Linked DNA regions of Homo sapiens: all the other regions are linked to region 1. Evidence: chromatin loops called from intact Hi-C (ENCODE). Cell type or tissue: endothelial cell of umbilical vein. All regions are shown on one strand. Region 1 overlaps LOC101929710 (a long non-coding RNA gene). Region 2 overlaps CAST (calpastatin). Region 3 overlaps CAST (calpastatin). Region 4 overlaps RIOK2 (RIO kinase 2). Region 5 overlaps LOC101929710 (a long non-coding RNA gene). Region 6 overlaps CAST (calpastatin). Region 7 overlaps CAST (calpastatin).

What was found. A loop is a pair of places that touch in the nucleus more often than their neighbours do. Peaks named below come from ENCODE experiments on the same cell type or tissue, not always from the same donor. Only the 100,000 strongest peaks of a DNase experiment are listed, where the experiment ranks them.
Region 2: it touches region 1 in a loop (5-fold over the local background); 13 of 110 quality-filtered maps call a loop at or near these places.
Region 3: a loop joins it to region 1, with 6 times the contacts of the local background. A loop is called at or near these places in 35 of 110 quality-filtered maps.
Region 4: it touches region 1 in a loop (9-fold over the local background); 69 of 110 quality-filtered maps call a loop at or near these places.
Region 5: it touches region 1 in a loop (6-fold over the local background); 84 of 110 quality-filtered maps call a loop at or near these places.
Region 6: a loop joins it to region 1, with 6 times the contacts of the local background. A loop is called at or near these places in 42 of 110 quality-filtered maps.
Region 7: a loop joins it to region 1, with 12 times the contacts of the local background. A loop is called at or near these places in 72 of 110 quality-filtered maps.

What each region holds. Positions count from the first base shown.
Region 1 is chr5:96,611,805-96,615,804 of GRCh38, reverse strand. The region is part of intron 4 of LOC101929710 (a long non-coding RNA gene); the gene reads right to left. It also overlaps a transcript of CAST not described here. Among named protein-coding and RNA genes, the nearest start is that of CAST, 49 kb to the left of the region's middle. In endothelial cell of umbilical vein, a CTCF peak has its summit at 1,596 (motif pointing left); DNase peaks (open chromatin) are centred at 1,444 and 1,504; H3K27ac peaks cover 913 bases.
Region 2 is chr5:96,700,466-96,704,465 of GRCh38, reverse strand. The region is part of intron 3 of CAST (calpastatin); the gene reads right to left. Among named protein-coding and RNA genes, the nearest start is that of CAST, 40 kb to the right of the region's middle. RefSeq lists an enhancer at 922-1,421 and a silencer at 1,661-1,790. In endothelial cell of umbilical vein, no CTCF peak of the experiment used is centred here; DNase peaks (open chromatin) are centred at 1,345 and 1,735; H3K4me3 peaks cover 1,504 bases; H3K27ac peaks cover 1,807 bases.
Region 3 is chr5:96,750,497-96,754,496 of GRCh38, reverse strand. CAST (calpastatin) reads right to left here. Exons shown (of 32, transcript NM_001750.7): 20 at 3,815-3,910; 21 at 336-437. Among named protein-coding and RNA genes, the nearest start is that of ERAP1, 55 kb to the left of the region's middle. In endothelial cell of umbilical vein, a CTCF peak has its summit at 1,867 (motif pointing left); a DNase peak (open chromatin) is centred at 1,846.
Region 4 is chr5:97,160,543-97,164,542 of GRCh38, reverse strand. It overlaps RIOK2 (RIO kinase 2), which reads left to right. Exons shown (of 10, transcript NM_018343.3): 10 at 1,318-3,676. The coding sequence ends at 1,482. Among named protein-coding and RNA genes, the nearest start is that of LIX1, 20 kb to the right of the region's middle. In endothelial cell of umbilical vein, CTCF peaks have their summits at 1,128 (motif pointing right) and 2,386 (motif pointing right); DNase peaks (open chromatin) are centred at 1,042 and 2,402.
Region 5 is chr5:96,342,728-96,346,727 of GRCh38, reverse strand. The region is part of intron 3 of LOC101929710 (a long non-coding RNA gene); the gene reads right to left. It overlaps LOC107986365 (a long non-coding RNA gene), which reads right to left. Exons shown (of 2, transcript XR_001742457.1): 2 at 2,379-3,213. It also overlaps a transcript of CAST not described here. Among named protein-coding and RNA genes, the nearest start is that of PCSK1, 89 kb to the left of the region's middle. In endothelial cell of umbilical vein, a CTCF peak has its summit at 1,785 (motif pointing left); a DNase peak (open chromatin) is centred at 1,777.
Region 6 is chr5:96,743,640-96,747,639 of GRCh38, reverse strand. It overlaps CAST (calpastatin), which reads right to left. Exons shown (of 32, transcript NM_001750.7): 17 at 1,215-1,298; 18 at 248-295. Among named protein-coding and RNA genes, the nearest start is that of ERAP1, 62 kb to the left of the region's middle. In endothelial cell of umbilical vein, no CTCF peak of the experiment used is centred here; no DNase peak of the experiment used is centred here; H3K27ac peaks cover 1,237 bases.
Region 7 is chr5:96,685,936-96,689,935 of GRCh38, reverse strand. The region is part of intron 2 of CAST (calpastatin); the gene reads right to left. Among named protein-coding and RNA genes, the nearest start is that of CAST, 26 kb to the right of the region's middle. In endothelial cell of umbilical vein, a CTCF peak has its summit at 1,870; a DNase peak (open chromatin) is centred at 1,925; H3K27ac peaks cover 367 bases.

The DNA.
Region 1 (4,000 bases):
AACCCTAATACCAGAACATTTACACTTGCCCTAGTATAAGTCACTGAGTCTCAGTGGCATGGACCTGTTCTCGGGACCCCTCTTTCCCAGCAAATGCTTGAAGCAAGAACCATTAAATAATAGGACGGCTGATAATCTCCTGATTCCCTACTCACTACCATACACCTCCACCTGACCCCTCTTAGGCTCCCTGGCCTCCTTCCCTGGGGCCTGGCGTGGTGGAGCAGGTTGAATTCTCCCTCAATGTGCGTCTCAGCCAAGGACAGCCCACAGAATCCTTGTCTGTTTCATTCTCCCTGTTGCCATTGGCACATTAGCAAAGCAATCTGATAGACTGGACTATGTGAACACACTCTGGGAGACAGCCCTGTGCAGCAGCACAGACAGTGCTGACTGAGTCAATGGGAGAGATGGTTATGGCAGAGTAAGGGGAGAGGAGGAAGTGAGACCTGCCTAGGGACTGCCAAATGCCATCCTGTACAGCTGCTCTTTGGCTTACGATGGGATAAACTTACTGGAAATAGAAAATATTGTAAGTCAAAAATGCACTTAATACACCAAAGCTGCTGAACATCATAGTTTAGCCTAGCTTACCTTAAATATGCTCCAACAATTACAATAGCCTGTGGTTGGGCAAATCATCTAACACAAAGCCTGTTTTATAATAAAGTGCTGAATATCTCATGTAATGTATTGAATATTGTACTGAAATTGAAAAACAGAATTGAATTGCTGTATGGGTACTCCAAGTACAGCTTCTACTGAATGCATATGATTTCTGCACCATCGTAAAGTTCAAAAATCTTAAGTTGAACTATTGAAATTTGGGGGCTGCCTATACTAGGCTAAAGCCTACTCACAGCTCACTCAAGGCAGCGCTGAGGGCCTCCCCAGTGCCCAAATTATTGCTTTTAAGTAACTAAAAGGCAAGAGAATATAATGAACTCATTAGCCTTCTTAGTGACAGGTGCCTCATTTTACCAAGCTTAGGGTGGGAGCAGTACAAGATGATGGATCCTTTTCATAATTCAACTATATATATATATTCAGTTTTTAAAAAGAAAAAAAGCACTGAGGAAGAGGGGTAATCTGGCACCCCTGGGGAGAGGCTGGGCCTAGGCTTTGGATGGAGGTGGGTCCCTGGCATTATTCTTGGATTTCCTCTGAATCTTTGGACTCTGTTTCAGGTTTATCTGCCTGAATAGCTTCCCGTTCCCCACAGTGAATGAATCATTTCCTCTTCTAATCCCCTGCCAAACATTTCAAATCATGTTTCCTTTTCTTGGTTAAGTACCTAAATTGAACTCACTGTGATGAAAAAGCAACCCATGGAAAACAGTTTTCATTCTCATTTATAAGCCTCCTGCCATAAGGTTTTTGGGAGAAGCTCGTGGGCATGTCCCGGCTGGATGCTTTTGCTGAAAATCCCTTGTCAACACTGAGGCGCTGTAGTAGGTAAGATTGCACACAGCATCAGGAGTGAAAGGCCCTGATTCTGATTCACTTCACCGCAATAACCTAACGAGTCAGGCATTTGCCAACAGCTAACACTCCATCCAGAGGGAAATGGAATCATTTGAGACAAAATGATGAGCTTCTGCTGCCATCTGGTGGAGTTCTCACCTTTAATCATGTTAATTAAAGGGTTCCTCACCAGAAAATGCTGTAGAGTTAGTGGTGGTTCTGGAAGGGGTTCCTTGGACCGGCAGCATTTGTATTACCTGGTCACTTACTGCTGATGATATATTGTTAGTTACTTTATACCTTAGATTCCTTCATTACAAAATAGACATAAAACATCTAACTCATAGGGCTGTGAGGATACCCAGCCTCACAATGCAGATAAATGAACAACAATTTAAAAAACAGTATAAGGCACCCAGTATTAAATCTAACAAAAGATGTGCAATTATTTTAAAAAGTATAAAATTTCATTGAAAGACATTTGGGAATACCTAAATATTTGCAGGCTCCACCCCAGACCTACAGGATTAAGATGTACATTGTAATAGAAGTCCCAGGTTATTTGTATAGAGAATAAAGTTTGAGGTACTTAACGTTTTCTCCAGGGAGATAGGTAGTTACTATTGTTGTTGTTGTTTTGTGCCTTTGAATACCCTTAAGTTGTTTCATTTAAAAATGCTTTAAAGACAATCATCAGAAGACAGAGTATGGATTGGAGGTTAAGAACACAGAATTTGGGGTCAGATAGAACTTGTTTTGCATCCCGTCCCCATCACTGACTACTGATAACATGGTGAGTTACTTAATCTTTCTGGACCTTAGTTTCCTTAGCTAGAAAATGAACGTGAAAATATCTAACTCATAGGGTTGTGAAGACTTAAACAGAAAATACAGATAGCACAAATAGTAGTATTACAAAATCTGAAGTACCTAGTATTAAATCTAACAAAGGATGTGCAAATATGAAAAAAGTATGAAATTTCATTGAAAGACCTTCGAGAATACTTAAATGAAAGGAGAGATGAAACCATGTTCAAGGATAAGAAGAAAACTGTCATTCATCTTCAAATCCATCTATTCTAATGCAATTCAAATTATAACCTCAACTGGATTTTTATTGCTGAACTTGACAAGCTTATTTCAAAATTTGAATGGAAGAAAACAGCTAGGAATAGAAAATTCTGAAAGAGAAGAAGATGGAGAGGGTCACTCTACCAGATATCAAGACTTATTATAAAACTATAGTAGTTCAGGCAGTGTGCTATTGGCACAGTGATGGATGACTTGCCAGTGGAACAGAATAGAGAGTTCAGAAAGAGACTCATACATATTTGGAAATTGGATACATGAAGCAGTGGCATTACAAATCAATAGAACATGCATGGGCTAACTGATAAACATTAATTGGTTACCCACAGAGAAAAATTACATGTACTGTGTATTTACACATGTATATATGTGTGTATGTATGTATATATGTGTGTATATTTATTTAGACTTCTTGTTTATATCATACACAAAGATAAATTGTTACCCCGTTGATAAGAGATCTAAACATCTAAAGCAAAACTAAAATAAGTTTGAGGAAAATGCAGAAGAATTTTTGCATAATCTCAGTGTAAGAAAGAGCATATTAACAAAATCCAGTAAACCAAAATTATAAAGTAAAAGATTTGATATATTTGATTAGATTAAAACGTATTTATTTCTTTAAACCGGTACAAGTGCAGATTTCTCTGTTTTTGTTTTATTTTCTTCAAATTTTAGATTCAGCGGGTATGTATGCAGGTTTGTTACGTGGATATATTGTGAAATGCTGAGGTTTGGGCTTCTATTGAACCCAACACCCAGAGAGTGAACATAGTACCCAGTAAGTAGTTTTTCAACTCTTGCTCTCTTTCCTCCCTCCCTGTTTTGGAGTCCTTAGTGTTATTGTTCCCATCTTATGCCCACATGCATGCAATGTTTAGCTCTCACTTATAATGAGAATATGTGGTATTTGACTTTCTGTTTCTGTGTTAATTCATTTAGGATAATGTCCTCCTGCTGCATCCATGTTGCTGCAAAGGACATGATTTCATTCCTTTTTAAGGCTGAATGGTATTCCATAGTGTCTAAGTATCTCATATTCTTCATCTAAGCCACCATTAGTGGGCACCATGACTTTGCTATTGTGAATAGTGCTGCCATGAACATACAAGTACAGGAATAGCTTTAGTAGAACTATTTCTTTTCCTTCGGATAGACACATGGTAATGGGATTCCTGGGTCAAATTGTAGTGCTATTTTTAGTTCTTCAAGGAAACTCCAAACTGCTCTCCACAGTGGCTGAACAAATTTACATTTCCATCGACAGTGTATAGGTGTTCCCTTTTCTCTGCATCCTCACCAACATCTGTTATTTTTTGACGTTTTAATAATAGCTATGTGATTGGTGTGAGATGGTGTCTCATGCGGTTTTTGACTTGCATTTCCCTGATTATTAGTGTTGTCGAGCATTTTTCCATATGCTTGTTGGCTGCTTGTATGTCTTTTT
Region 2 (4,000 bases), 89 kb before region 1:
TTTCAGAAGTTATTCAAATGAAAAGAAAATGCTTTCTTTTTCTTTCTGGTTTCATTCTTTCAAACTGTTACTTTACGTACTAGCTTTTATGTTTTCATTGCAGTACAGATGTTATACTTAGTCAATTCTGCCAGAGAATAATCAAGGAACCAAAACTCCCCACTAATTCTATATAATCAACTACTCTCTGGCATTCGGACTCTTCTTTCAAAGCATCTGAACTGAACCACAGCCAATATTTATACTTGAATGTGCTGCTTCATAAACACTGTTTCACAGTCTACAAAGCATGCTGATTCGTAATAGACACCAGGAGTCCTTGCTGCACACACACGGGATCCCTAGTCAGCCTCATTGCTATAGGTGGCTTATTCCTTCTCCATCAGTCTACAGGTGTGGCCTTTCCTTGTTCAGCAAGATTTTGCTAAATTTCACTACTTCATTTTAATCCTATACTGCCTCCTAGAACCCAAGCAGCACACCCTCCCCAGCATATTCCCAACAACTCAATATTCCTTTTAGATACTGAAAAATCAGTGCACAAAAGTCGAATACATTCATCAGAAAGAAGCAATCTATATTAATATAAACTCTAGTGCTGATTAGGAAATAGACTTTCCCCTTTTGAACAGTAGATGCCACTCCTTGTTGAGCTTCCCTGCAATGCAGAGGTTTTTCCTCTGAAAAACATGTGAAACAGCAGGAACTTTCCAGAGCTGCTGATTAAGCATTTCTGTCATTCTGATGCATAGGTGGTTTCCTAGAAAACTAGAGAGGCCCCAAAGTCCCGATCCTTAGGGAAGCTGTCTAAACTCTCTGCCTCATTTTCTGAAGCTGTACAATGGGAATAAAGAACTTCCCCCTGCCTGTGTGTAAGTGGAGAATGCCGGGTCCCTAACCATACAGAAGAGAAAGTTAAATCTCTGTGAAAACACTTTGTATTCTTAAAAGATAGACACAAAGTAACCCTCAGTGATGTTATTCTACAACCGTCTCAGGTTGTGTAAAGGAAATGGAACCGAAACAGGTTACAACACTTGCCACGCCACACCCAGCATGTATCAGGTACGCAGAAAGGTCAGAGTGAGCTCACGCTCTAAAACGGAGGTCATCACAGGGTGGCGGCACGGCTGGGGAGGAGGAGATCTATCTCCAACCCTAGAGATAAAGGTGCCAAACCAAACTGACATAGCTGCTGCTTTCCTTCTTTTGGGCCACTTGTCTCGGGCCACTTGTCTCGGGCCACTTGTACCGGGCCACACAAATCCCTTGTTTTGTAACCCTACGCGTCCGGTCACCAGATACATTTCCCGGCGGAAGGGGCAGTAACAGTGTTACCGACAAGGAGGAGGAGTCGCCAAGAAACACAGTTAAACTCAGAACGCACGGTATCGCCAGGGTCGCGATAGTAGGAAAAGCGCACGTCCCGAGCCTGGGGAGTCCGCTGCAGGGACCAGGCCCCGGACACGCAGGGCAGGTAGCCGGGGGCACAGGCCCTAGACCCGGGAGCACGCGCGGCCTGGAGCAAAGCGGCGGAAGACAGTACTCACTCTGCGTGGACACCGGACCCCGCAGTCCTCGGCTTGGTTTTCAGGAGGTCTGCATTCCTAGCTGGGCTCGGCTCCCGCGGTTTCCGCTTGGAGCTCCAGCCCAGCTCTCTGAGTGCGACGGGGCGGGGCGGTCCCGGGAAGGCGACGCAGGATGCTCCCCGCCCCCCTGCCCGGCGGCCCCGCCCCGGGAGCCCGGGATGCGTGGGGAGGGAGGTCCCGCTCCGTGGACTCGTCATGCGCCTGGCATCTGGAGACTGGCTCACTCAATAACGCAGCCTGTGATGCGGACCACGTGCTGTGTGGGCTGCGCACCGCCGGCTGATTACAGGTTACCGCTCCCTCGGCTGTCACCCTGTGACTACCAGAATAAGGCAACGACGGTGGGTGCACTTCGCAAATATGCTCCCCCGAAGACCTCTTTTGAAACTATAAAGTGGATTAGTAATGACTACAACCAGGGATTTGCAAATGCAGTTAAAACTGTGTAATGGATTTCTTTAAAGAGTAGTTTAACAGTAAGAATTCTACCCGATTACTTTATATTATAGTATATTACAAACTTCAAAATTAGAATAGATTTGAAGCTATTGAATACAATATAAATTCATGAGTCTATACTGCTGTAAATAAATGAATGAATAAATAGAGGGGTTAAGCCACTCTTTCATATAGAAGGCCAACTAATAAATATTGAATGATAAGAGTTAGAGAAAATAATTATAAAAAATTTTAAAATAAATGAAAAGCCGTACACCAACCACATTAAAGGCTCTGAACCCTGAACTTGGGGTGTGAGTGAAGGAGGTAGTGTTGGTCACTGTTTGAGGAACACAGACCTCAGGACAGGTTGGACAGTGCTGTGTCGAGTCATGACAAATGATGGCCAGTGGCATGAAAAAGGTGAACTCATCCATACAGCTTTGTACCCCACCAGGCAGCCAAGGCAGTTAGGGCCCTCTGATGTACCTTTCAAGGTACTCCTCACAGCTACCTTATTTTTTTTGTCTTTTATTTCTGTCAAAAATCTAGTGAAATAAGAGCCCTTCCAACTTTAAGATTCTAACATTTCCAGAGCAGAAGACCCTGTCCTTATAATTTTTTTTTTTTTTTGAGGTGGGATTCTCGCTATGTGGCCCAGGCTGGAGTGCAGTCACGTGATCTCAGCTCACTGCAACCTCCACCTCCCAGGTTCAAGCAATACTCCTGCCTCAGCTTCCCGAGTAGCTGCGATTACAGGCATGCACCACCACACCTAGCTAATTTTTGTATTTTTAGTAGAGACAGGGTTTCACCATGTTGGCCAGGCTGGTCTCGAACTCCTGACCTGAAGTGATCCACCCACCTCAGCCTCCCAAAGTGCTGGGATTACAGGCATGAGCCATGCACCCGGACTTAGAATTCTTCTTGATATATAGCTTATATATCCCTTTTTGTTGTTGTTGTTGATCATTAGTATTGTCATTCCTTTTTAAAAATAGACTAAAAGCTCATCTAGGTTTCACTGACATTAATTTCTCCTGTGACAAAAACAGCACAGGGTGACTAATTTGGGCCACACCCCATAGGGATGGGCCCTGGGCCCCACAGCTTCCAGAGTTAGGCAGCTCAATGATGCCTATCTCTGAATGTATTTCTGTGCTCCTGATGAGTACAGATGAGTAATCACATGGTTATAAAACAAATTTTCTGGCCAGGCATGGTGGCTCATGCCTGTAATCCCACCACTTTGGGAGGCCGAGGCAAGTGGATCACCTGAGCTCAGGAGTTCCAGACCAGCCTGGGCAACATGGTGAAACCCTGTCTCTACTAAAAATACAAACATTAGCTGTGTGCGGTGGTGCTTGCCTGTAATCCCAGCTACTCGGGAGGCTTCAGGCAGGATTATCGCTTGAACCTGGAAGGTGGAGGTTGCAGTGAGCTGAGATCACACCACTGCACTCCTGCCTGGGCAATAGTGAGACCCTGTCTCAAAAAAAAAAAAAAATTTTTTTCGCAAGATTCTTCTGCTGTAAGTCAGGTGGAAAAAGGCTCCTTTCCTTAGAGTGAAGGCAAACAATGTAGTTCCACTGCTGTGCTGTGGCCATCACAATCCCTGAGGGTGTCCTTCCTGCCAGTGTGGTTCTCAAATCATCTGCATCTGAAACTCCTGGGAATGCCTATTAAATATATGAAATCCTGGGCTCTTCCCCCACCCCGGCGAATCAGAATTTCTTGGCTTCAAACCTGAGAATCTGCATTTTAATCAGATTCTCTAGTTGATGTTTAGGTTATGGGTAGCCTAAACTACCCACATTCTGCACTATTCAGTCTCCTGGCTACTCAAAATGTGGTTGCCAAAGCAGCAGCAGCACATCCACTGGAAGCTTGTTAGAAAAGCAGAATCTCAGCCTCATCCTGGACTTCCTAAACCAGAATCTTCATTTTAATAAAACCCACACTGACTCATTATG
Region 3 (4,000 bases), 140 kb before region 1:
AGGCACCAGCAGAAAGCCTGCTGGGATGCAAGACAGCTGTGAGGAGCAGCAGGCAGCTGCCCCTTCCTTCCCAAGTCCCAGCAATGTCAATGCAGGTGGGCAAAGATGAGACTCAGAGGCCTCCGGTCTGTGCATGTCGACCATCCACTGTGGGGGTTCAACACTGCAGCTTATTCAGGTTTAGCTTATTAAACAGGATATGCACAATAATAGAAAAAGCCAGCTGGTCATGTTTTACAGGAAATATAAAAAACAAAACAAATGACTAACTTATTTGCAGGGGGAGAAGGTGATCAATGATATTTATTTTCCAGAAGCATCTCAGTTGCCATTACCTTGACTTTATCCATCACAGGTTTTCCATCTTCTGGATCTGCTTCCTTTTTCCCCAGGCTATCAGCCAAGGCTTCTACAGCATCATCTGGCACTGTGCCCTTCTGAAAGTGCATTAGTGGATATATTAAGTAGGTGGTTAATCACTCCCTTTAAAACATATGCTATCAATTCAGAAAGGCATATCATTATTTCAGATAAAAGGCACACGCTATCTTTTAATAACTCGAGTTATCAACTGAATTAGAATCTATGTTTAAAAAACAAAACGTTTAACATTCGAGCAAATTTCTTATATTAAACATTGTGTGCAAATTATATGTTGATAATGTGAAACTTACGAGACCTGACCCAGAGTTGGTTTAGAAATAAGAAAGACAATGGACTGAGGTGTATCACAGATAAGTTGCATACCAGGAAAAAAGAAAGACGTGGTCTTTATGGAGATCATTCCATAGACGGCACAGGAAAGATTTTCAGAGAGCCCACAAGAGGCCATTCCTCTCCATTTCCTGTGGGACAGCCTGGCTTGTCTCAGAAGAGGAGGCTCGGAAGCCTGTTTTCTCCACAGGGCTTCTACTGACCAAAGGAGTTTCAGGGCTGGTTCTGATGACTCTGCCTGTGACCAACTAACCTGAATGGCACAGTGAGAACTGTCTACCTGTGGTCCGATTGTTCAAAATGAAATGTACTCCCCCAAATGTAATGAACTCTGGCCATGCTGGTATTTAAAATCACACTGGTGAACACAGAGGACGAATGGTGTCAAGGGAAAATAAAGGGAATCGTCTGTACATTAGTAGGTCATAAGAATCAACTTAATGGTTCATGGCCAGGACTTTTCTTTTTTAATGAAGAGAACAGGACCAGGCACAGTGGCTCACACCTGTAATCCATCACAGCATTTTGGGAGGCCAAGGCAGGAAGATTGTTTGAGCTCAGGAGTTTGAGACCAGCCGGGGCAACACAGTGAGATCCCATCTTTACAAAAAGTTTTTAAAAATTAGCCAGGCATGATGGTGCATGCCTGTAGTCCCATCTCCTCAAGAGGCTGAGGTGGGAGGATTGCTTGACCTCAGGAGGTTGAGGTTGCAGTGAGCCGAGATCATGCCATTGCAGTCCAACCTGGATGACAGAACGAGACTCTGCCTCAAAAAAAAAAAAATGTAAGAGTGTGTGTGTGTGTGTGTGTGTGTGTGTGTATAAAATGCATCATACATAGAAGGGATAAATACTATTCTTTAAACTGTTGCTTCCAGTGTATGGGGATGGGGTTGCAATATCAATGAATTTCCCACTGTTGGTCTTGGTCAAACAAAAATGTAAAAGGCCTTGGGTCAAACAATCTCAGAGTTTAATCTTATTATTAAAATCTCTGACCTCACAATGAGCACCTATTAAAATTTTAGAGTAAAACTGTATTTCTGTTTTATATTTTAGCCATGATTTCAAGTAAGAAAAGCTGTTTTTCTGATAAACTGCACTGCAAAAGGAAAGATCACCAAAGAAAAGTGATTTAGCACCACCTAGTGGCTGAATACTGCATGGGTTTTATTCCCAAGAGCTACCAAAAAAAAAAAAAAAAAAAAAAAAAAAAAAAATCCCTGAGGTTATCCCTGAGGTTTCTAACCTGTTTGGGATTATACCTAAATTAAGTATTAAGTATTAAGAGTTGCAACACTCTAATCAAGGATATCAAGAGTTGCACTGGTACCCAAGTCTTATGCAAGCAATGTGAGTTGCTACATGATTTAAGACACCTGCTCACACTACAATTCTGTTTTCTCATACTCTATGCTACAGAATCTTTGGAAACCACTGCTTCCCCAAACCTGTGCCCTTTGCCAACCTCTTGCTTAAGAAATTACTGAAACAGTTAAAGAAAACCTAGGAGAAGAAGCAGACTTAAGAACAAAGGAATCTGGAAACAGGAGTAAGGACTAAAACTTCTATTTCTGTAGTATTTGATATTATCAAATTCACAACTACAACTCAGGTCTCTGGGTTTCCTTAATAAATTTTCTTTTATACACACAAGAACCACCTAGGGAACGCATTCATCTCCTTCCTCTGGTCTGTCTTCCTTTACTCTCTAATCTTCATGCCTTTCTTGAGTCCTCTGACCTTTATTACACTCTACAGCTATTCTTTCTGGCGTTCGAGGGTGTCACAATCCCAGAAATGCCAACTGCCTCAGTGACAGTAACCTGGGCAACCATGGCCAGAGTTGGTGGGGTTAAGGCCCTGGAAAGGAGGACGGGGAAAGGGAAAACAAGAGCTTTTTGTTTTGTTCTGGTTTGTCTGCTTTCTAACAATCCAATGCTCAGCTCTACAGTCAGGGTAAAGTTGAAAAGGAATTGAGCCCTCTAAAGCCCGGGCAGTCACACTTGGCAGATGAGGCAGGTGGTGCAGGTGCAGGTTTTGGTTACAAGAGTTCTACTGGGGAATGCTGGCTATTGTTGTTTTGACTCCAATCACAGCCTCTTTGCCTGCTTTCTTCACCAGAGTCCTCCTAGAGTCCCTCCTCCTCTCCGGTTCTTTACCACTGTGGCCTAGCACACATGCTGTAAAAAGTACCTGAAGAGTACCCTGAAACCCCAAAAAACTGGGGAGGGCTCATATCCACACTAGTCTTGAAGACAGCTGAGAGCAGGGGCCATATCTTTCATCTCAACTGAGGCTCTGAAATATCAAGTGGATCAAGGTCAACTCAAAGCCTCATTTCCCTTATCTATTACAGGAAGATGATCAGGACAGACTTCATAGTGTCCTTGTGAAAATTTAATGAGAAGACATTGCAAAACATCTAGAGCAATGGCACAGCAGATGATGAAAGGTAGGTGTTCAGAGGGAAGATGTGCTAATTCTGTAGTAATGAAATACAATTGAAATATAATTCCATCAGATGTTATTCCCTGAGTCAAATTCAATCATTAACTAATGGAAAAAAAACACTAAAATCAAAAGGAAACAAAGATTCACCTTCTTAAATATCATACTTCATGTGAAAATTAGAAAGTGAGAGAGAAGCACGAAAAGAAGAAGGAAAGAGAAAGAAATTGAGTCAGTTTCACCTCCTGCAGTGGGAAGAGTGGGGAGGAATCATAATGATTTTACTGCATGTTATTCTACCAGGAAAGTCAGTAAAAAAGTAACTTTGGGCTTTCGGTGGAAATCCATATAGGCTTAAAAGATGCAGAGAAGTGAAAAGGCAGGATTATCCACAATAGCTGAGGAACTAGAATTTCAGAAGAGTAGAGAAAAATACAGTTGGGAGTAATTTAATTAAAAATTTAAATCTTAGTCTGAATTTCTACGACACCCCTGAAGCCCAAAGAAACAACAGATACTATAATGATATCAGATTTTATTTTTAATTTGTCAGGATAAGATAAAATGATGGTAATACACAGCAGAGAGTGACAGGAGGAGGCAGAAAACTTTCTCAAGCCACTGCTCAAATGCCCAGGGAGTCACTCACCAAGGTAGCCGGCTCAGGGGGTGCTGACTGTATACTACACATGGAGGTCCGACACACAGCCTCCGACACAGGAGCTGGAGCAGCGGCCTTAGATTCCTGAGGAAAGACACAAGTACTCTCAATAAGTTTAGAAATATTTGGTTAATAAGACTGAGTAATGGTAGACCAACAAGACACTCCGCTACA
Region 4 (4,000 bases), 550 kb before region 1:
TTGTTTTTGTTTTTGTTTTTTTTTTGAGATGGAGTTTTGCTCTTGTCATCCAGGCCGGAGGTCATCCAGGCTAGAGTGCAGTGGCATGATCTCAGCCCACTGCAACCTCCGCCTCCTGGGTTCAAGCAATTCTCCTGCCTCAGCTTCCCGAGTAGCTTGGATTACAGGCGCCTACCACCATGGCTGGCTAATTTTTGTATTTTTAGTAGAGACAAGGTTTCACCATGTTGGCCAGGCTGGTCTCGAACTCCTGACCTCAGGTGATCCACCCACCTCAGCCTCCCAAAGTGCTGGGATTTCAGGCGTGAGCCACTGCGCCCAGCCATTTGTACTTGGATATAAGTACAAATTTGGCCGGGCATAGTGGCTCAGACCTGTGATCCCAGCACTTTGGGGGCCAAGGTGGAAGGATCGCTTGAGCCCAAGAGTTTCAGGCCAGCCTGGGCAACATAGCAAGACCCCTGTCTACAAAAAATTTAAAAGTTAGCCAGGTGTAGTGGTATACACCTGTATTCCCAGCTACTCAGGAGACTGAGGCAGAAAGATCACTCAAGCCCAGGAGGTTGCAGCCACCGTGAACTGTGTTCCTGCCACTGCACTCCAACCTGGGCAACACAGCAAGACCCTGTCTCAAAAAAAAAAAGAAGACCCTTGTTCCTGGCTTTGCAGAGTTTTGCAGCTATCTTCTTTTTTAGGAGAAAAGTTGAATGATACAAGGTTATATACAGTTATTAAATAACAGACTGTAGTGCTTCAGAGAAAGAAAAGGTCATTGTGAACTGAGTATTTCACATTTCTTATTCATCTTGTAAGTCATGTGACTTGCACAGTGTATCTTAACTGATAAGTAACTTGAATTTATGATCAAAAGACATATGAAGACTTTTCCATGGGTGATTGCTACCATCAGGTCAATTCTACAGCTGAAACTGTGAAGGCATTCTTGGATATATTCAGCAATACTGAATGCTTTCAAAAATAATTTTCTATACAAAATCTACTCTAAAAGCCTACTTTTAACCTAAAAAGCAGAGGAACAAGCAGTTTCATCTTGTTTTTTCCATCAGTTTTCATGATGGACACTAGGTGGCACTATGGTAATTTTTTAAAAATTCTGCCTATACACTATATTTTTTGCTATATAATCTGTATTTCTGTTTGGAATTTAATTTCTCCTATATAACAGTTTCTATATAGTACTGTCAGTGTTTGGAATCTTAAAATTCATGGTGTCAATATATAAATAGAACAGATATTAGCAGTGTACTTTTTGAAATGGTTCATTATCAGTAATACTAATTTATGAAATCTTTCCAGGAACTGGTGAAACAGAAGGTGAAACGTCAGTTGACAAAACAGCAAAAATCAGCTGTCAGACGTCGATTGCAGAAAGGAGAAGCAAATATATTTACCAAGCAACGTAGGGAAAACATGCAAAATATCAAATCAAGTTTGGAAGCAGCCAGCTTTTGGGGAGAATAATATATTTAGGATCTTGGATATGTTTAATATATTTTTTAAAGTTACTGTAATTCCTTTTTGAGCCCTCATTTGTCTTTTTTGAGCCAAGGCTATCATATATTAATAAATAAACCCTCTTTCATCTATAAATTTGGTCATTCAGTATGTGTCTTGCAAAGAATAATTACCTGCCAAAGCAGTCCATTTTTTTCAAAGTAATTTGGGTAACTACAGTTACGTAACTTTATTAGAGACATTTGCATATTTTTAAAAATCTAAATAACATTTTTGTTGTTTTCTGTTTGTTGAGGATGATATGCTACAATGCACATAAAGCAATTAGAACAATGTTTAGCACATTCTTAAGCATTCAATAAAACATGGCTATTAGAATCATAATGATTCTGAAATTCTGCTGACAATTTGGTTGCATTTTATTTGGCAACTGGAGGACTTCACTGTCTTATTTTTCTTTAGAAGTAAAGATAAGCCTTTGGAAGTAAAGATAAGCCAGTGATGCACAATTTGCTTAATTAATTGATTAATAATCTGTTTTGTGCCACTTACATTGGTAATGTGGTCATGAGAATGGAAACTTACTTGAGATAGTCTACCACAATTTTTACAGTTGGCAGCTTGTAAGCAGGCCTGAGTAGCAGAAGAGTTAGGGGTTGGGGAAGGTGGAGTAGAATGAGGAATGAAATGTTCTTTCTCATATGCTTATTATATAAGTGGGTCCGGAACATGTTCTCACCTCAAGGTTAACAAATACCTAATGCAGGAAAGAAAATACATAGCCATGGTCCCTTCCTCAAGGACTTTATAATTCAGTGAGATGTAAAGATGAGTGCTTAAGTGTATGCACCTGATTATTGTCTCTTCATTGCCGCATAAGTCGGAAAAGGGGATCACTTGCAGCGAAAAATGGCCACTAGATGGCAATATCACCCCATAGTCACCAAACAGGATTACTTGCATCCCTAATTATGTTCTACCAGAGGGAATATAGTACAGACTTTTCCAAGATTGATAAAGACAGCAGATTCCCTTTCACCTTTGCCAAATTAACTCTACTAGCTATTTGCAAGACCTGTAATTATCTAATAAATTGGCTTAAATATATAGAAGCTAGAAAATGCCAATTCCTCTTCCCTCAAAAGTTACCTGACATTCAAATATTTAAATACCCTTGCTTTGCATTTTAGATATATCTTTGAATTCAGGTATTCATTTTGTATAATCTCTCAACTTTTAAGCATTTTTATAATGTAAAGTTGAAAACAGCTTAATAGAACCACAGAATGTTTATTTTGGAGTCATTTTCTTATATTCAGAGCTATGAAAGCAAATTGGGAATAAAGCCTTATCCTGCTCAGCTTTACCTAGTTGACTCAGTTGACTTTTGAGTATCTACTACATAAAAAGCCCATTACTATTAAGAAACTCAAGACAAACATGATTTTTACCTTTAATAGCCTAAGATTTCTTGTGGGCCAAGGAATTAATTATTCCAATCAGAAATGGAGGCCTTACCTCATTTGGGCAAAGATTAGTGCTAGTTATTGAAGATTTACTAATAAATGATCTGTTAAGGAATTTAGTTTTTTTTGGATATGTTGTTTTGGTTGTTGAAAACTAAGGTATAATTATAATAGTTATTTTTTGAAGATATGTTTGGCTAGCCATCAATTAGAAGTTAGAGAGTTTGTCCTAACAGATAAGCTATAACCCTCACATTTTAAAACATGCATAGTGAACAATGAACAAAAACAAATTCAAAATTTTACTAATGTAAAGCTGTATATTGTGATTGTTAAAACACTTTTTTTTGCCTAGGAGTTCCAGATTTAAATCCTGGTTCTACACTTCCCAAACCTCAGGTACCTTCTGTGGCCTCTCTAACCTCAATTTTTTTACTTGTAAAATGGGGACATTTAATAGTATACCTCAGTGTCGTGAAGACTAAATGAAGTACCACTTGTAAAGAGTTTATTACAGTGCCTGACATATACTGTATGGTTAGTACTGCTAAAATGACTTCTTAAGGTTACCAAAAGGAAAATTCCACAAGCTGACCACCTTTCCTATTGTGATGGTCACTGGTATTTCAGCTATGATCCTTTGTTGTGTATTTATCCAGACTGAAAGATGTTTTTCTAGTAACCATCTTGCATCGTCTTAGTCTCCCCATTAAATAAACTTTTCCTACAAACTATGCGGTTTATATTTGTGCTAACTTTGTGGTATTGATAGCCATTGGTCTGTTCTTTGGCACATAGCTGGCTATCTTTGAGGTTTCTCCAAAACCATAGATGTTTAATGGATACTAATCAGAGTTAGTGCAGCTCGAGATAATCATTCTTTTAGCCAACTGCTTAGTAAATTTTCTGACAAAATACATAGCTGTCTAATTAAAAAACTCTGCCTGATGCTGCCTTCCAGGTTGCTACTTACAAAGGATAGAGGGATGAGTTATGTTAGGTTCTCAGAGCACTTTCTGAAGTGTAGGTTTATTTCACTGTCACAGATTCAGCACTCT
Region 5 (4,000 bases), 270 kb after region 1:
TAGCCCAGATATTGCTATTTTGATAGAGATTGGAACAGTTTCTTAAAGTCACAACTGAGGTGCCAGCTTACAGACGATACATTATGAGGTTTGGGTGTTGCTTTAGGATGTAGTATATACCTTCTACCAATGGTCATTATGTGGTACTGTGTATCCAGTGGTAGAATATACGAATCCAGGAGTCAAGGGGTAGAACTAGAAAGAGTCTGTTCACTTCATTCCTACTGACTCACTTGTTATTTGGGAAATTTGTGCTCCTAGAAACTGGACCTAAGACAGGCTTCAATTACAATCTCTACAGTGACAAAAGCCAAATCCATTATCTGATCCACAACTTTCTTATAAGCTCAAAATCTGAATATCTAACCACCTGCCTGATATTCAAATTAGATGCCTCACAGGTACTTGCAAGCTAATATGTCCGAAACAGCAGTCACGATCTCTGCCTTCCTGCAGAATATCATTATAAGTGAATAGTACTGCCATCTACTCAGGAGCTCAAGCCCGAAATCTGGAGTCTTCTTCAAAATTTTTTATTCCTTTATCTACCATAGCCAATCAACCATCATGTTTTAGCAATTTTATTCTTCTAAATGTCACTCATATTTTGCAATCGGAGGATGTTAGCCTACTGGCACCACCCAAATGCAAACTCCATCATTTCTCAATTGGATCATTGTGACAGCCTTTATGGTGGCAACCTCTAAAATGGTCCCCAGTGATCCCTGCCTTCTGATGTTCACACTGTTGTGTAATCCTCCCTACTTTTGCTTCCAATAAATAGAATACAGTAAACATGATGGGATGTCACTTTTACATGGGTTACAAAAACACCCTGACTTTCATCTTTCTCTCAGTCTCTCACTTTCTCACCTGTGTGGAAACAAGCTGTGTCATCTGGGTCACTCTGCCCTATGGAGATATGACAAGGAACTGAGGGAAGCCTCCAGCAACAGCCAGCAGGGAACTGAAGTCCCTAGTCCAACAGTCCCTGAGGAACTGAATCCCACCCATAGCCACATGAGCAAATGTGGATTCTCCCTCAGTTAAGCCTTCAGATGGGAGAGCAGCTCTGGCTGACATCTCAATTACAGCTTCATGAGACCCTGAGCCAGTGATACCCAGCTAAGGAACTGTACACCCAAAAAAGTGAATTTTACTGTAATAATTTTTAATTATGGGAATAATATAGTGTTTCTTAAGAGATACTGTAGCATGCATTTGCACTGAGTTAGACGTAGAAAGTGAAAGGACAGATCAAAGACAGAGCAATTATAATGGAGCCCAATGCTAAGTCGAAAGCTCAGAATAAGCTCAGAATCAAGATACAATCTCTCCAACCACAAATCTCCTGTTTCTGGTAGATTTGTATCAGTAAAATAGTGTATCATCCAACACATGTATTAAGCAAGCATAGATTAGGGACTCTTCAAAAAAGAGTAGGTTAGGTTAAGACTCTTCAAAAAAGAGTAGATTAGGTTAAGAAGCTCTTTTGGGAAGAGAAAAATTAGCGTATATCTGGAGGTCACTGAAGTTTGCTGAAACCATTGGGGCCAGTGAGACTGGTAAGACTCCTTGTTAGATATCATCTCCCATGACAATAACAGACTGATTAAATATAAAAGGGAGATCTCAAAATTCTAAACTGGAAAAGAAAGCGATGTGCAAAATACAAATTGAATTTCATTTCCATATCTACCCTCATACACATAAGCACATCAAGCCAGAGTAGAGCAGCAGAAGGGAACAAGGCAAGACTTCGACCAAATCATCTGTGTTCAAATGCTGACCCCTTGTGTCTACAAGTCATTATATCACGGTATTCTGTACTTAACCATGTGGTTTTTCAGCTCTATTTGTGTAAGCAATAATGAAAGAACCAATGCAAACAAATTTGAAATATAATTCAGCCTGGGGAATTGTACTTGGCACAGAAAATGTGTTGGCTCTGCTTCCATTCACCTCTGCCTACCTGCCATCCACCTGGTAGGTATTAGTCACTTGTTCCATTTCTCCCAAGAAGAAATACAATCATCAGATGCAAATTAAGCCAGCATATCCCCCACAAACTTAAGCAAAAATAAATGAAGACTAAAGGAAAAGTAGAGTATGTTTAATTTCTCACTAGGTCAAGGTCTGATTGTGAGAATAGTCTGATTGTGAGAATATTTACTCAGCCTGCTACCTGATTCGCATTCCTTTGAATCTGAATTCTTTTCATGGCACATGAGCCACTGCTTGCTTTCATGGTTAAGTTAATGTGTGAATTTGCTTCTCACACAATTTGATTGATGTCTTGCTTGGTCTTGGAGAGGTAATGAGATTACCACTTAAAAAATATAACCATTAGTACATGAGAAAAAAAACCATATTTGGAGAAATTGTCAAATGTTGCATTTACTCATCCATTCATTCCACACATTTGAATATATCCATGGCTATAAGAGAATAATCCTTGATTCCTTCCTCATCCCAATGCCCACTTCCCTCCTATACATACAGACTCATCACTAGAAACTATGTCACTCTTCACTATTGCTTTAGGGCTTGCGGTACTAGCCTTTGATATTGTCCCTTGGCCAGTCTTCCTACACACCCAAAATGTAGATTTGACATAAAGCTGCCAGCCTGACAAAGGCAGGACTATTAGTTCTATCAAGGTCACAAGGGTAAGTGTAAAATTACATTCAAGTAGGGGTTACGATCCAATTCCTTCAGTCATTAATTCATTCAACAATTATGTATTAAACATTGGTTTATCTAGACCCTACGATGAATAAACAAAGATGCTTGCCTTCAAGGAGCTCATCTTCCAGCTGAAGGAGACTGATGGTAAATTTAGAGTTAATTAGTGAATCATATAGTGCAGTAGAGCAGGATAAAGTAGATCAGCAGGAAGAGGTATACAATTTTAAATACAGTGTTTGATCAAATTGAAGACATCAACATTTGTAAATCACACCATTATTTTCTGGACCAGTAAGAAAAATAATGCCAATTAAATTGTGCTGCAATGCCTAAAATGGTAGTTCTGTGGCTTTGAAATGCATTTCATAAATCAGCAGGGATCTGGCAATTTCTTCTGCTTTCAGTTGCAATGCTTAGGAAGTTAAAGGCAATCCTTTGTGTGTTTCTCAGTAGCAAAATGAAACTCAGCTTCTTCTCCTTACAGGTAGCCTCCTTAGGCAAGCCCTGTAAAGCACATAGCTGTTGCTTTCAAAGGCAATGTAGAAATGAAAAAAGAAAAGCATGTTAATATTAACATCATTATTTTCAAACTAAACTCCTCTCAACCCCCTAAAAAGGTAGCAAGCACCTTAATTTCAGAAAATAGAACAGAACTTTAAACTGAAAACATTTAACATCATTTTATTAAAAAATCAATAAGTTGTCCTACTTTCTCATTTTCCTATCTTTGGTTAAAGAATTTATTTTGGCTAGGTGCCAGTATTGTGAGATCCATTTGGAAAATTGCAATCTACAGCTGAGGTCTTTAAATTTTTATCTTGTGTACCCCCTAAAAGAATTTTTAAAATCTGTAAATGTGTTTTTTTTTAGTGAGGTTAAAGATTTTCATCATCATTTTAACAATTGCAAACTATGTATGAGTGCATTGTACATGTTGCTATTTTAAAATAAAACTGTTAATAGCTCTTTTTAAAAATATGAAATTGTGATCATTCTTCTAGAAACAAAATATTTCCTTCAATACCAAATGTAAGCTTCATTGCCCTATTCCCACACCTTTCTTCATACACAATAACTTTTTGTCTCAATGCTCAATTACAGTATCATAATTTTAAAGACATTTTAAATGGCAATGGAATCAACTTATGCGGTACCAAAAATGCACATAACTCAGTGAAGCAATGATACTATGAACAAGTACAACAGGATTCCCGTAGGCTCAGGGCGTTTGTGGCATGATTGTGAAACACATCCCATTTTCAGAGATGTGCAAATGTGGGAAATAAAGAATTGAGGAGATATGGCTGGGTGA
Region 6 (4,000 bases), 130 kb before region 1:
CTAGTGTGCAATAAATTTTACCTAGAAATTTATAGTCTAGTAATGATTTATGAGGAAGATCATCTTTAAAATATATGGAAAGGAGCTACAGGTATCAGCCAAGTGTTACCATCAGAAGTTCCCCTTTCCTCTGTACTAGGTTAGCATGCAAGTCTGCACAGTGAATTCCAGACTGTCAAAATTATCTTAATTCATACTTTACATGTCTATTGTTCTTTAAGTATCAGAAAAAAATGTATTTCCTAACCTTGGGTTTTTCTTCAGGCTCTGGCAATAGTGGTTTTCCATCTTTATCCTGTAAATGAAATTAAAATTCATTGGAAATGAAATAGAAAATTTTGCTTTCATGTCCCATCAAGTTTGTTTCTGGGAATTCCAGGATATGAAATGTCAGCTAATTTTTTTCTTAGATTTACATGAGTTTGTGTTTCAGATTTACTTTTTATAAAGTATAAAAAAAGGAGTTGAGCTATAAAAATCGAGATGTTACCAAGCAGAATGCACATTTACTTTAAGTTATTAAAAATGTTTTTAATCTGTTGGGTAGAGTAATAGGAAAAAAAAGTTCTTTGGCAATAAAGATGTAGCTATGTTAATCGAAGCTTTTAAAAAACCCCAATTCTCCAACCTAGAGTGAAGAGGTGGATATCATTCCTATAACACTGTTTAGTTTTTTTGGATATGAGGTTTCATAACTTAGAATTGTAACTATATTCCAACATGTGTTTATATGCATGATTTCAAAAGTAAATGACAAATGTAATGACAGGAGTTAGTCTACCATCCTCACCATAATCAAAAACAACAGCAACAAAACCACCTTCACTTAGGATACTGGTAAACCCTCGTGCATTCATATCTACCCCTCAGAAGACCTATGGTGCTTTTATCCATATAGCAGTTAGAAAAGAAATTATCCCCAAATTGTTCCTTCTGAGTTTTGGGATCTATTGTAAGAACTGTTAATAAACGAAACATTTAAATCTGTGGGAATTTAAATGAACACATGGTCACTACTTAGGAAGCCAGGCAGGGACAAACCATCCCTCAAGGGGTCTAACTGTAGGGAGCAGAGAAAAAAAGGTTCAGGGTTTTCAGAGTTAATATCTGAATGGGGGACAGACATGTCCTTTGACAATGTCAAGGGTACAGATACAACAAAACAAGATGCAAAGGCAAGATGCTGTTGTCATGCACTGTGGCTAAAAATTTACCGTGGCTGGTTTTAATCTGTACTCAGATGGGATTGTTTCATCATCCTCACCACACTTCTCTAGTTTTTCTTCTTTAGCTTTTGCCTGATGAAAATGGAGGGGAAAAAAAAAGTAGTTGGATAATGCACATAATGAGATGATATCACTTCCTCTGTGTACTTCTCGAGTGTTATAGAGAAGACCAAATCTGGTAAAAGCATCTGGAAGAGCCTTGTAAACTACAAAGCACAAGACGATGGTGGGCAGCTGTGAGAAAGGGAGCAGTGGGTGACTGAGCAAAAGTAGCCCAGCCAGGGATCCTGGGCAACTGCCCTGTTCTGCTCCCAGCTGCTGTGACCTTGGGAAGCCACTTAGCCTTTATTTGGTCCAGTTTCTTCAGCTGTAAAATGTGGCTACTAATAACCCTTATCTAGCTCACTGACTTGTGAAGATCACCAGAGAAAAGTAAATAAAAGATCCTTTGAAGACAGTAAGCACAGTGCAGCAGTTAGTTGCAATTATTTTAATGGCCTTCATCTGTCTTACTCAACGAGGCAGCTGTCTAAGGAAGGGAGAGGAAACACGACTAATTTTCACATTAAACCCAGTTCAGATATGGGAGAAGCGGCCCATCACAAATCTTGGCTGATCCATGGATAACTTGTTTTACCTCTTTTAAAAGGACTCTCTTCAATAATGCCAGGACTTCTCTAGCTTACTGAACCATGAACAACTAGCTGCATTACAAATAAAAGCATAGTTCTATAGTAGATCACTGACTGCTAGGACACAACACTTGCAATTTAACCTGCTGGTGGGTAGTGTGAAGTTCCATAATATGTAAGAATTTGTACCTATATAAAGGTGTGGATTTAATTTACTAACCAAGGTAGGAGGTTCACTTGGCATATTCCAACCCAACCCACGGCCCCCATCTGCATCTTAGCCTAAGAGTGTGGTTCTTAAACAATTGTAATTAGTAACATTTAAACAGGATACGCACAATAATAGAGAAAGTCAGCTGGTCATGTTTTACAGGAAATATAAAAAACAAAACAAATGAAAACATTTAAACATTAAATGTAACTAAACCCACTGATTGGTTAGTTGATTAATTACTACTTATTGAGCACTTTTAATGGACCAGGCACTGTTCTATGCTTTGGGATTAGTTTCACTGTTTTATAGAGAAGCTCTCATTAAAGGATGAAGTCATGGTTTTCTTTTAAACATTTCCAGTCACGCTCTATTTCGGCATCTGGAGAAATCCTGTCATGGAGCAGCACTCCCCAGGTCAAGGCACAGCGGCCTTCATGAACATCCAGGGTCACCTGTATTAAGACGGTCCTCCCCACTAATCTCAGGCTGTGGACAGTGAAAGTTACACATGCGGCCAGAGCTTTTATTTTCCTCTTTGATCTTTATAGTCTTGAAATGCCTGCTCTGGTTTGTATACAGTAGGCATCGAAAAAAAAGAGCCTACTGAATTGAAATGGCACTAGACTAGGCAGCCACACCTAAAAATGTGGGAGACTTATAATGGGCTATCATTAGAGAATAAAAAACTTTTATTTTATGTTATGGTAGATGATGGGAATACCAAGTAGGCATGGGTTTCCTCTCTGGAGTATTGTGTGGTTTTCCACAGATAGCTCTCTATTCTGGGGTATGCTGGGGTGGCAGTGGACACTCCTACAGGCTGACAGTGACCTTCCTGAGCCTTCTCATCACATCAGACTATCTAGGATGTAAAGGACCCACTAAGTCGGGTACTAAGAATTCAGGTTAATAATCTAGAGGACTGAAAGATCCTCTTTAGAAACATTCATACTTTGTATATGATTAAAAAGGAAAACTAGTGATATGCTTTGGCTGTGTCCCCACCCAAATCTCATCTTGAATTGTAGCTCCCATAATTCCCACGTGTCGTGGGAGGGACCCAGTGGGAGGTAATTGAATCATGGGGGCGGAGCTCTCCTGTACTGTTCTCATGATAGTGAATAATTCTCACTAGATCTGATGGTTTTATAAAGGGGAGTTCCCCTGCACATGCTCTTTTACTTTCCTCCATGTAAGACGTGACTTTGCTCCTCATTCACTTTCCACCGTAATTATGAGGCCTCCCTAGCCATGAGGAACTGTGAGTCAATTAAACTTCTTTCCTTTATACATTACCCAGTCTCTGGTATGTCTTTATTAGCAGCATGAGAACAGACTAATACAACTATTATGTCATAAGAGTGGAAAAGAGGAGTTCTTTTTGCTGGAATTTTAGTTTGCTGCGACTCTGAAGTTTTCTAGAGGGAACTTAATACATTCATATGCATTCCCAAACTAGTTACCCACATGTTTAAATAACTTATTTTATGTCACTTTTTTTCTTAACATCTGCTTATCTGCTTTTAGTCACTTTTAAGACTCCTTTGATCCTGAGGTTTATGACATGTTTATACCCTCCCTTCCCACATTAATTGTCTCTCCTTAAGTGTCTGTAAGAAGCTTGGGGCAGAAGTGCAATATACTTGTGGCCCTGTCGCCCTCAGGTGGTAAAGCCACAACTCAGCTTGGCCTCCTGACTCCCCCCAGGATTCTGCCAACACCCCGCTTTCCTCAAGATGACACTGCTTCTGTCGGCTACTCTAAGTAATGTATATCTCACATTGTGTTGTAATCAAGTTTCCCTTCTTCCCAATACATTACTTGGTCCTGGAAGATACGAACTGCTTCTCTTGCTCCTCTGCGTTCACCGTCACAAAGCTTATCGTGCCACACTGTGGCCGGTGAGCCCTCCAAGAAAGTCGAAGATA
Region 7 (4,000 bases), 74 kb before region 1:
GGGAATTGGAATGACTGAACTTGCTATATAATCTTGAATGAAAAGAGGGCATCACACAAGGAAGAAAGAGGGAAATGAAGAAGTAGAAAAGTGAATAACAAAAAAATGACAATAGAAGTAAGAAAGTCTATGGAGTTGGCCTCCATCTATAAGGTAGACTTCATAATATAAGTAATTTTATGATGAGTATCGGATACTAGTTAAAAGCACAGACTCTGGAAAGTGATTTCAATTCTGGGTTCTATTATTAAATAACTGTGTGGCCTTAGATGGGTTATTTAATCAAGCTGTGCCTCAATTTCCTTATCAGGAGAATGGGGTTGCCATAAGGCGCATGTGTGTGCTCATGTGTGCACACATGTATTTGCATGTGTATATAATGCCTATTTATGTGTTAGCTATTTTCATCAAATGATCTCTGGTGCTCTACTACCTTTACAGAATCTACAGAAAAAAAATGCTTACGGTATTCTCTTCCTTTCCTGCCAAACTAGTTCTCACAAGGGCATTAATAGTGAATATATTACCTAGAAATACCTACAGTTTAAAAGAAGATGCAGAAAAAGGCAATGAAAGATTAAGGAAATTGTTAATGGTAGAATTTCAGACATCAGCAAGCCACCTAGGAAAATACTATAACATAGTGCCTCCTAAATATATCTACTTGATAAGATTGTCCCTACAAGGGTGGGGATAGTGTGTGCATATAAACCTCTTTAAATTGTATGTAACATTTTGGAGAGTATTTTTTGTATTCGTACATGTGTGTAGCTTTCAGAGAAAAGATCACAGTTTCATCAGATTCCAAAGAGAATATGAACTAAAAATATTTCAGTATTCTTGCCCTCCAAGTTGTCTTTGTTCTTATTTTCTGTCTGTATTTAAGAGGTGCTTTTCTACTCAAACACGTGTGTGTGCCCCCACCCCTACACACAAGCACACAAAACATACACTCATATACACACACACAGCAGCAGCAGCCTTGCTCTGAAAGTATCTCTTAGGGGCCCCAAAGTAAAAAATCTCAAATACACAGCACTTCTCTCTTTAAGGTCTAAGCAGATACATGCATGGGTACTTTTCTGGTCATTGGTAAAACACTCTTATCTTACTCTTTTATTATCTATGCTGCTTATTGTTCTTTTTCTTCTGGTTTAATAAATACACTTAAGATTAAAAAAAGTAGGAAGAAGAAATAATAATTACTTAAAATCCTGTCATCCAAGACAACTAATTTCAGTTTTTTCCTATTTTTATACAAATACAAAAATATGCACATGATAACATATTATAAGTATGTTATATGAATAGAATTGTAATCTTACATTTAGAAAGATTTTTACCTAATATAAGCATTTTTGCCTGTCATTAAATGTTTTTCAAAACACAGTATTAAAAATGCCTTCGTCAGTATATCAGCGCTATGATTTTACTTAACTTCCATACAGGTGTTTCCTTCTTAGTTTGTTGTTATTATAAATAAAGCTATGATAAATATCGTTGGATATAAGTAAGTCATCATGTACACCTCTGATTATATACTTGGAATACATTCTTAGAATTGGGATTTCTGGGTCAAAAAGGCTTTTCTTATTTATGACGCAGTCACTTGTTCCACATTTCTAATTTGTTTTAATTAAAGGAAAAGTTTAATCATATTTCTAACATTTTCAAAATTGTTGGTGAGTTTTTATTATTCAAAGAAAATTTATATATAAAGTCAAGACCAAACATTTTCTCAAAACACACACACATCCTAACATGTACTCATTCAGAAAGAAAAAATCAACAATGTGTGATCACTGCTGAGCCAAGAAATATATTTTTCCATAATTTTTTAACACTGTACCACAGCAAGGAATTACCTACTTTTAACCACTGGGTGTCCCCTGAACTATATGGTTAACATGCAGGCAGATAGCACCATATCACGTTTAACAAATGTCTAACCTTTCTTATTGGCGCTGGTAGTAAGAACCCTCATTATCTTTTAAATTCGCCAGTCATTCAGCTTTCAATTTCACTAGTGAAATAAGTATATTGTATCAGATTTTACTGAGTCTACTTGCTGTATTAAGAAAGTACACAGGAAAAAAAGTGACAAAATTATATTCAGAGAAGCAATTTTTATCTTAAGTACTAAGTGAAACCAAAAATGGGATGTTATTATAAGATTGTTTTAGCTCTCAGTTTCCTATAAATAGTTTTCTTCAAAATTGTAGATTTCAGATTTTAGAATGATATATTTCTAGAATGGTACTAAAGTCCAAAAATTCTGGTCCTTAAGCTTGAATTAGATCATTTAGGAATGAGAGGCTTGATGTGCAAAAGAGAGAGCCCAAAAATACCAACTTTAATGTGAATAACAAACTAGGAGGTCTAGAATCGTAATGATTAAGACAAACAAATTTTTAGAATTCACTTGTTAGTTCTTTCCAAACAACATCTTTCTTATTTGATGTTTCTTAATTAATAAATGAATTCATTTATCAATAAACAACTGGCAGAGAACAGTACCAAACAATCCAAGACATCTATAACATGTGAAGTGTCTCAGTCACACTGACAAAGATTCTCTCCTTGACTAAATTCTAATCAGGCTCCTCTGAGCTCTTTTTCAATTAGGCCTCATTGTTGGACTTCCACGTTCATCTCTGCACTACCCACTCATAGCAAGAATACTGACAGGCTACTTTAGTCAGAATCCTCCATTCTTGCTATCCGATCAAGTCCCCTCATCCTCCACCATCCGCCAGGTGAGATCTGATCACCCGCTGGCCTTAAGCAAGAATCCTATAGGTCACTTTTCCCAGAATCCGCCTTATCCCTGATGTTTCCTTTTAATTTTCCATCCAACGATCCCTGGCCCTGCTCCTAGCTAAAAATCCCCACTTTTCTTCATTATATTTGGAGCTAAATACTACCAAGGCCTTGAATAACTATAATAGAATGCAATATTTGAGAATGATGTACATGGAATTAGATTGTTAAAATTAAGGTTGGCTATGGAGTCAACTCTTGGAAAAACCAGCCACCCCTATAATTTCTCCCCTCTTACTGCAAAATTCCCTTGCAGTGGTCCCTACACCTATAGCAATGGTCTGGAATGAAGTCTGCCTTACTATTGTTTAACAAGTAACATGAATATTTTTTTCCTTACAGAACTTATCTCTTTTTGTGTAAGTAAACACTGACTTCATTTTTCATTGCTTTATCTGCTGTTCTTTACATAAATCTACATACATTGGAAGAAGAATCTACCATGCAGAATCTCCACATACTCAGCACCCTCTCAATCATAATCACAGTACAATGGAAACCTTCTATTACTCCACAAAAACAGCTTGGAAGAGAACTGATACTATCCCAGTCTCCAATCAGGACCTTGCCTCAGCCCCCATCCCTCTGGAAATATCAGCATTTCAGCCCTACTGACCCTCCACTTCTTCCTGCACCCCCCACACTGATGACAGGGAGCACCCAGCTTCCTCTACCTCTTTGCTTGCTGCTTCTTTGACTTGAGTTATCCTTCCCACTTTCTACATGTAGGCATTTATCAACACTTGATTTTAGTTTCTCTCTCTTCTCTCTCTACACTCTTTTCTTCAATAATTTTAACCAGGAATTTTGGTAGTGAGGGTTAGAGGCAGAGATGGAATTGGAGCTTGAGCAGTTTCAAAGGAATTGCTTTAAAACAGTTTATGATGAAGATTGAGCTAATATGTAGTCTAAAGAGGAGTCATGAAATAAAGAGTGAAAAAAAAAAGGAATAATCAAAAGATCTAAAGGACAAGGTCCTGGGAGAAGTGGGAAGAAATAGTATCAGTAACTGATCCCTCCAACCAAAGCCTCCCACAAGGTCCACTGACTCTGAAACTGCAGCTCTCTTAGTGTGCTCTACTGTATTCCCACAATATGGCAGAGTGAGTTGGTCAGGGGGGAAAAGGAGAGGTCATTTGAAAAAGAAAAAAAAATGAAAGAAAAAAGAAATAAAGAAATC